Regions from separate parts of the Mus musculus genome. Here region 2 is linked to region 1. A link is a contact called in ENCODE Hi-C data. All regions are on one chromosome and are shown on one strand. Each heading gives the region's core, a stretch centred on a gene start or an enhancer-like site at or near the end of the contact. The rest is flanking DNA. Distances are from core to core; before and after follow the strand shown.

Region 1 (4,527 bases), core at 359-2,858:
ACAACAAAAACAACAAAACCCACAAAAAACCATGCCAGAATGGTGGCTGTGCTGAGTCTTCCCCGGTACTTCTTTTTTTCCACCTGAATGCTATAAGGACGTAGTCACAGACAGCTCCTATGAGCAGCTTCCTTTTGGTAGAGATGCCTTTGTTGCTCTTCCTTCTCCCGTGTCCCATCCAGCACGGTGGGTTTATGGGGAGGAGGTCTGACCAACACAGCAGGTTTAACACGCAAATCATGTGTTCTAATTCAACCACAGGCATGTCCAGCAGAGGCAAGGAAAAAAAAAAGCCCCTGATGACGTTAGAACCTTCTAATTAGGAACATCAATAGAAGCTATGCACTAAGCTTACCCTATAAGCAATCACTCCAGAGAACTAGATTATGCCTGGGACCGTCACAGATGTGGGCCATATCAGAGAGTGTCTCAACAGACTTTCTGAGAACGGAGCCGCAGCAGCTCTGCACTCACACAGTGACTTTAGTGTCTTTAGAGTCACATCAGACACCTGTTATGTGTAACCTCTGTGAAGGCTCCTGTCTTCTCTCGGTGGGGTGGGGGGTGGGGTGGAACAAGCATCAAGATCGAGTTTTGCAAGCAGAAAGATGGGTATGAACTTCTGCCTTAAGGAAGGAAGGAAGTGAAGGAGGGAGAGAGGAAGGGAGAGGGGAAGGGAAGAAAAAAGGAAGGAAGGAAATTAGCACCTGCCTTCATCTTTCTGCTTCCTAACTGTAGACGTGATGTGGCCAGCTGCCTCGGAGCCTATCACATGGTCACAGCCACTCTCACCCTGCCTCCAGGCTTCTCCACAGTGATAGCACGAACGAACCCTCAAACTGTGAGCTGAAATAAATCCTTCCCCCTTCAAGTTGCTTTTCTCACGGCAACAAGAAAGTAACAGTGTGTCTTCTAGTCTCTCCCCGCGACATCCGCGACACCCGCCACACCCGGAGCCTAGGAACTTAGAGCTCAAATCTGCTTGCTTCCAGCAGGGTCTGCTCCTGTAGAGAGACTGCAAACACATAAGAAAGAGTCAGGTTTGAAAGATCTAACAGCCGCATTTTGTGTCATTTCCCTAAGCTGAATCATGTTCTCAGCCCTCGTTCCAGGCAAAGAGGACACGGAATCATCGCAGATCGCACACTCGCGACGTGGGTGTGAGAAACCGTTTCCAGGGAGAAGATGACAAACACGCTGACAAACCCAAAAATAAGCACACGAGCAGGGATTCCATTGGGCGCTTGGAGGGCTGGCAAGAGCTTCGGCATTTGGGTTCTCAAGGAAATGAGCAGGGTAAGGGACCCCCCTCGGGTTTCACTGTATCTGTCTCCTTCCTGTCTGAACACAGCCAGGCGTACTGCGTGCAGTCCAAAGATGGCGTTTTAAAGAAGGTCAAAAACCACTTTCTTCCCCCATGATACCTGAGGAGTGGGGGTCAACATGGCAAGGGCTTCTTATGTAGTAAGAACGGAAGGGTGGGGCCGGGGAGGGGGCAGAACAATGCTGGCTCAGCCACACCCGTGGGTTCCTAGTAAAGTGGTATATTCAGGCGCCTGCTCAGATCCACTTGGCTGGTCTCCCTGGGGTTCCCGGACCTTGAAGAGAGCCTTACATCCTGTTAAGCTCAAAATGGGAGCTCAACAAATGTTAGTGGGGCGGCAACAGACTTCAAAGCGTGATTGAAGCCACTGAGTTGCAGCTGAGCAAATCTGGAGGACGGGGGAAGCAGGTTCGCAGACTTGCAGGGGATTCGTTCAAAGGCCACCTAGATTTGTTGGAAACTGTAAATGCCATGGATGGATTTGCCTAAACAGTCCTGTGTGTTTACTTGTGTTTTCACGGGCTGTGCCAACTATTTTCAGATAATTTCCAAAACAAGTGATCATTTTTGCTTTGCTGTTTGCCTTTCTGGTTTTTGTTGTTGTTGTTGTTCTTTTAGGAATGATTATGCATATGTCCATGTGTGTGAAGAGGTATACACACACACACGTGAGTGTGTGTGCACGTATGCACACGTGTAGGCCGGAAGTCAATCTCAGGGGCCATCTCTTGTGTGCTATCCACATTTCTCAAGACAGAGCATACTCGCTGGTTTTATGTCAATTTGACACACGCTAAAGCCATCTGAGAGAACTTAATTAAGAAAATGCCTCAATTAGATTGGGTTGTAGGCAAGCCTATAGGGCATTTTCTTAATTAGTGATTCATGGGGCAGGACACAATCCATTGTGGGTGGTACCACCCCTGGGCTGGTAGTCCTGGGTTCTATAAGAAAGCAAGCTGAGCAAGCCATGAGGAGCAAGCCAGAGAGCAGCACCCCTCCAAGCCCTCAGCCTCAGCTCCTGCCTCCACATTCCAGTCAGCCTTGCTCCAGTTCCTGTCCTGACTTCCTCCTGTGAGGAACAGTGCTGCGGAAGTGTAAGCCGAATAAACCCTTTCCTCCCCAAGCTGATTTTGGTCATGGTGTTTCATCACGGCAATAGGAATCCTACATAAGACACGGGGTCCCTCATTGACACGGAACTTGCCAAGCAGTGAGGGTGGCTGGCTAGAGATGCCCAGGGACCTGCCTGTCTTCTCTGCCTCCCCAGTGCTCAGACTGAAATCATCTGTCTCACAACAACAGGGCGGGGGTAGGGTTTGGGGGGAGTGGTCCTCTGACAGTCATCTTACTGGGAATTAAATTCAGGTGCTGACCGAGCCCAGCCCCCTCTCTGCCTGTTTGTAAAATCCCTATCTAGCCCAACCTCTCCCAGTGTGACAGTTTCTGTCTCCCCAGCTCATCCTGCTGAAGCGCTTGCTCTCCCTCATCGGATGGACCCCCAAACCTCTCCTCCAGGGTAACCCCCACTCTGGCCTCACATGCTATGGAAGGCTGCCAGCCTGGAGCTGGATGCCCGTGAAGGGAGCTCGGGCAGGCACAGGACCACCCAGACTCAGCCCACAGCAATTCCCTCCACAATGTACTCAATGCTTCATCGCCATTAATGTCTAAGTTAAATCCAGTATCCTAGAATTAGATCCTCAACCAAGAAAACCCACTTGCCCACTTGTTTCCTCACTTTTACACACCTCGCCCTTCCCTTTGGTGCAGTGTGATTACTCAGAGAGCTATGGAAATTAAGGTAAGTAGGTGTCTTTTGTTGCAAAAGACCCAGTGAGAATCTTTGATCCTGGAAGCTTGAAGGGCTGCTCCTACAATAATGTTATCACTTTACAAGGTTCCCAACTGTTAGGAACCTTGTTTTGTTACAATGTATAGGATACACAGAAGCTATTTTTAAATTAAGTCATTTCCTACTGCATGTAGGAAAAGAGAAACAGGCTAGCTTTCTATCCAGGCTACCAATGTGTCTGGACCCCTAAATTATGTACTGTTGTAGTTTGTCAAAAGACCCTCACTCACAAAGACCACAGAGACAACTATCATTGCAAAACACATGAAGATTTTACTTATCCAACATGTCGGGGAACCTCCTCTCAGTACGCAGGCCAGAGGAGAGACCCAGAACAAAGAACACACTTTTTGTAACTTTGTAAGGGCCAGATATAGGCACCAGGGTAGTCTGGCTTATTTTAATTGGTGTATCCAATAACCTTTTGAGACATTGGTTGGTTTGTATAGGGTGACTTTCATTTTGTCTGTCTTTGAAGTTTTTAGTGTGAGGCAGGGCAGGGGAATTGTTAATCTTGTTTTTGATCATTAAAACTATGTTTTTATATTTGTTTAGTCAGCCAGCTTTTTATTTGGCTCTGTACTTGGACTGCTAGTACAGTTTGGAAAGTCTTTTTGAAGGGGGAAGGTATGGGGTAGTCTTGAATTTATTTTGGATATTACAGTACTACAGGGCACACATACCACAGGGCACACTCACTACAGGGCACACTCACTACAGGGCACACACACTACAGGGCACAAACACTACAGGGCACACTCACTACAGGGCAGAGACACTACAAGGCACACACACTACAGGGCACACTCACTACAGGGCACACACACTACAGGGCAGATTACACTACAGGGTACACCCACCACAGGGCACACATCACTACAGGGCACACTCACTACAGGGCAGATACACTACAAGGCACACACACTACAGGACATACTCACTACAGGGTACACTCATTACAGGGCAGATACACTACAAGGCACACACTAAAGGACACACACACTACAGGGCACACTCATTACAGGGCACATTCACTACAGGGCAGACACATAATGGGGCACAATCACTACAGAGCACAGACACTACAGGGCACACAAATAGTAGTAGCTTTTTACCCTCAATATTGTCCTCTGTTGTGAAATTGTGTCTTTTAGTTAAAAATGCATCAAGCAGATAGTAAGATACTTCTGAATCATAGAATAAACTGGATTCGTTTTGAGGCCCTGTTCCTGTATGTCACTCTTCAATATGTCAATGCAATGAAAGTATTGTTGAGAAGCATGCACCGGTATTAAAGTGATGAGTTATGACCAAGTCATAGCACCCATGTGGGCTAGCTGCTGCCTGA
Region 2 (4,334 bases), core at 672-3,171, 45 kb after region 1:
CACATATATAATTGATTAAACGACTATCTCAAAAATAATTAGCAGTGTTTCACCAACTATGACTACACCTGTATGGCAAACTACAGAGCACCTTCCAAATCACTAAGTTACTACTTGACACCTTTCTTAGATATTTTTCACTTAATTCTGATTTTTACAATGCTTTCTCAAAGCCACCAGACCTCTTATTAAATTCTCAAGCACTATGCAGATTAACCCACATCTGTTTTTGAGACCGATCACTTCGGCAAGACCTTGGTCCTTAGAGACTGGATTCCAAATGTTCACGTCTACACTTACTGTTCTTGGATTAGCTCCATTTTTAAAAGCAAACGAGCCTCCGTGCACTAGCGGGAGACTTTTCCATTGAGGAGTCCATCATATGTTCAAAGACTAGTTTCTTCTAACTTTCCAAATAAGTGAGTTACGCCCGAGTTTCTCTGCACAGCGGTAGTGATCTTGTTTAAAATAATGAATTCCGATTAATCTATCTGGTCACATTTAAGAGAACATGTTCCTGCACGCACAGGACTCATTTTCTTTGGAATGATTTCTGCTTGTCTTCCAGCACAGCCCCCAGGAAGTACAAGGACTCAGTAACTTGAATATATATACACACCTTCAGCTGGCAGCAGAAAGGAACACAGGCATCAAAGAACCCTCCTGCAGAAGCAGGCACACTGCAAGGCTCAATTAGTTCACGGACTGGGGACACAGCTTTTTATAAGTGCTTTCCTACCCCGGGGAAGTTTTCTGAGTCTCCCTCTCTGCTCTCCAGAGGCTAGAAAGTCCTAACCAGGTTTTATCTATTTTTTTCCCTCTTTTTTTTTTTTTTTCCTCCCCTGTAACAACAAAAGAAGTTGTCAGGAAACCGCTGCTTGGTATATGTCATCAAGGGCTTTCTATTTTCGGTAAGTTGTTCTCCTACTTACTCCTTAGTTACAGCTTCTCATTGTGCCCAAACACTCAGAGTGGTTAGGACCCTTCAGCCTCCACCACCAGCACCAAGCAAACCAACCCGACCTCATCAGAATCTCTTCTTGGATTCCTCCTGATGGCTGTTGACCCCACCCTCACCATCCCAAGTCTATCTGTAGACCTCAAGTTAAAAACTTCAGTTTAGAACTAAAATTCAAAAGTCACTTAAGATACTTTCCAGAAGCGAAGAGACCCCTTTAACCTCTCAAAGAAGGGAGTTCTTGAGCCCCATAGAAGCTCAGGCCATATACTGGAGTACCTGGGTCCTGGGCTATCCCATGGCTACATTGGAAGGAAAAGTTAACTTTCTTTGCTCCTTGAGTTTAGGCAACCCCTTCCCGCAGGCGCTGGACCTGGGGTGGTCCGGAGCTCAAAAAAATCTAAGAACAGAAAAGATCTGTTTGCAGAGAGGCTCGCGTACCACCGCCCAGTAGGCAAACACACCCCGAGGTCTGGAGCCCTGGGCTCCAGGGATGCGTGCATGCACCTCATGCCTCCCTCGCATCAACTCCGAGCGAGGACAGTGCACTCGATTCTTCCCCTGGGGTCTAACCGGGACGTTGGCCCCGAACCTGCACTGTTAGGCGGGAGCTCCCGCGCGCTTACCTTGGGGTTGGTCAGGAGCTGGTGCTGGTCGCTGTGTAGCAGCGCCCTGGAGTTGGACTCGGAGTTGTTCACGTACACCTGGACGCAGGGATACTGCGAGGTGCCCCTGCAGTCGGTGCCACAGGTGAAGGTGCACTCGAACACCTCGCCGATCTGCTGCACCGACAGCACGGTGCAGTTGGCCGCCGTGGCTTGCAGATCCTGCAAGGCGGGACTGAGCCAGCAGAAGCCGAAGATGAAGAGCGACAGGATGCCGGAGACGATGAGGAACAAGCCGAGCCGGATGCTCTTGTCTTCGGCTTCCGTGTACTCGTAAGACACCCTGAGCTTCGCCATCGCCCCCCACTCTCCACGGCTGGCGCGCTCCCCGCCCCCTCCCGCCCCCGGCGCCGAGCTCAACCGCCTCGGGCGGGAGGAGCCGCCGCCGCCGCCGCGCGACAGCAGGGGAGTGGGCGGCGAGGGGGCGCGCGCGAGAACAAAGGGGCCGAGGCCGGCGACGCCCCCGGCGGCGGCGACGGCGCTGCCCGAGGCCGGGCTCCCGGGTGCCACCGCCGCCTCACAGCGTCCGGCACCCCGGGGCTCCCCGAGCCCGCCCCCGCCCCCGCGCGCTCCGCGCCCCGCGCCCGCCTCCCCGCGCGCGCCGCCCGCCTGCCATCGCCGCGGCCGAGCGCCCGGCGCCCCGACGCTGGGAGCGACTGGGCTGCTGAGCCCTGGCTCCGCGTTGAGCGAGGCTGCTCCTCCCCGCCCTGGGCGCCGCCGCCCCGCCCCGCCCCGCGCCGCGCCCCGCAGCTCCCGTGGGCGAGCACCCGGGCCGCCGCGAGCTGCTCTCGGAATCCTCGCCAGATGCAACCTGGAGAGATGGCGGAGACGGTCGAGGCGAACGCTTAGCACCGAGGGAGCGTGGCTGGGGAGAAAGTTAAAAGAGAGAAAAAAAAAATTTTTTTAAGTGGGGGAGGATGGCGTGAGCGTGCGAAGCGGGAATCTTCAAACTCCGATCCGGGGAGCTGCGGGGCAGCAGGCGCACCGGCAAAGGGAGCTCCGGTGGCGGCGAGCGACAGAGGGCACCGGCGCGGACGCGGGGGGATGCCCACAGGCGAGCGGCCGGGAGCCGGAGGTCCCCGCGGATCCCACGCCGCCACCGGGACCGTGCAGGCTAACACGATTGGAGCCTTGAGCGTCGGTGGACTTTCCTGGAAAAATAGGTGCCAGACAGCGGGAACGACCCCTAGGGGGTGGACGCAAACAGGTGGCAAAGCCTGGCCTCGGGCTGGTGAGAGCAGACTCTGTTGGCCTCTTTAGGAATATTGCCACCCTTAGCTGGCCCTGAGATTTGCAGGTGAGCTTTTTCTGGAGCTCTGTGCAAGGCGACCGCGGCTTGCAGACACTTTGGAACTCCACCCTATCGATGTACACCTTTATTCAGCCTCTATTCTCCTGACTTTTCCTTTGTAAGTTTAAATTTGCTTTTTACCTACATTTTTTTAAAGATCATAAAACCAAACTTGAGAACTGTTTAGAGCTGCGTTTGGAAGAATAAAGTTGTTGTTGTTGTTTTAACCCTCCTTTTCTTGTCTTTCAAGTCCTAGATGAATGAACTCAGGCTCCTGATGAATAACAGTTGCCAAGTCATGGAAATGTTAAGCCCACTCTACCAGACTTCAAACCCTTTGGCTGGCACTGACAGAGTTCTGGCATGTTATGCTGATGGGTATTTCCAAACAATGGTAAAGGAGACCTTTAGTGTCTGTTTTTCTTAATGAATAAAAAGGCTGCAGGACTTGGAAAAACTTTAAAATCACAAAGATGTCTCAGTGTCGTCTCCGTTTGAGAGCAGACACTGTATTTTTTGTTTGTTTGTTTGTTTGTTTCTGCCTGAGATTTCCCCCCCTGTTGGCGTCAAGGCATTTGTTAGGCACACGCTGGCTATAAAGAAGAGAGCTCCAAAGCTGAAGCGTCTTAACCTGAAATCGCAAATCTTCGCTGAGTGTTTTCCTTCGACAGATTCCAGATGCCAATCCTCATTTCAAAAAAGCAACCTCTTCTGGGATTGGAGATGGGGACGAGGGGTGGGTGAATAAACACGGAACAGGGCCGCTAAGGCTAAGGGACTAAATAAAGTAATTCATGCAACGTGCAGCAAGCCCAGGACAGAGCCCTAAGGGTAACGTAACACCATTACCTTACACACTTCACAGTTCAGTGTCTCCTGGGCGCCTTAAGTGTTGTGAATGAAACAACAGCAACAACAACAACAAAAACTGCTTACAACCTAGGAAACCAGGGCCAGGGAGTTCTGTCTTAACTCAAATGTTAGTTCAGTTACTTTCTTCATTGTTTATTCTCACAGGGATAGAAGCTGTTGTTCTCTCTCCAGCTTTGTGTTATTCAAACATTTCATTTTGATTCTTTGTTTTCCTATATAAGTTGGCTTGTCTTCTGTGGTAAGGGAAGCAGATCTGAAGGCTTCACAGACGAAATCAACTTTTTTATTTTGAAGGATTCACTAGAAATCCGTGTTAGTTTCTTCTCCTAGTGGTAGGGCTGCCTTGTAACATTCCCACCTAGGCTGCTTGTATCAGAAAAGCGCTCAACCCTTGACTTTAAGTCAGAAGGACAGGAAGAACCCAGGGGGCCTCGGAAAGGTTGAACCACAGGTCAACTTGGCACCTTCTGTTCCCAGGAGGGCAGAGACTGCACAGGAGAGGAAGCGAGACCTCCCTATGAATAGTAAGCCATCCACAGAAACTGAA

The links. Hi-C counts contacts between places; a loop is a spot of excess contacts on that map.
Region 2: a map of left cerebral cortex shows a loop between it and region 1 (6-fold over the local background). The contact joins the promoter of Kcnmb4 here to the enhancer-like site in region 1. A Hi-C loop is called at or near these places in 5 of 37 maps with a recorded cell type or tissue (T-helper 1 cell, T-helper 17 cell and left cerebral cortex).

Annotation. Positions count from the first base shown.
Region 1 is chr10:116,427,032-116,431,558 of GRCm38, forward strand. The region is part of intron 2 of Kcnmb4 (potassium large conductance calcium-activated channel, subfamily M, beta member 4); the gene reads right to left. Among named protein-coding and RNA genes, the nearest start is that of Kcnmb4os1, 11 kb to the left of the region's middle. Within about 2 kb of position 1,609, at least 1 of the 3 ENCODE cell types and tissues checked has a DNase peak (open chromatin) inside an H3K27ac peak, as active enhancers do; it is left cerebral cortex, where a contact is called at or near this core.
Region 2 is chr10:116,471,602-116,475,935 of GRCm38, forward strand. It overlaps Kcnmb4 (potassium large conductance calcium-activated channel, subfamily M, beta member 4), which reads right to left and starts at 1,922. Exons shown (of 3, transcript NM_021452.1): 1 at 1,585-1,922. The coding sequence starts at 1,920. It overlaps Kcnmb4os2 (potassium large conductance calcium-activated channel, subfamily M, beta member 4, opposite strand 2), which reads left to right and starts at 1,562. Exons shown (of 3, transcript NR_130644.1): 1 at 1,562-2,786; 2 at 2,884-3,032; 3 at 3,165-3,386.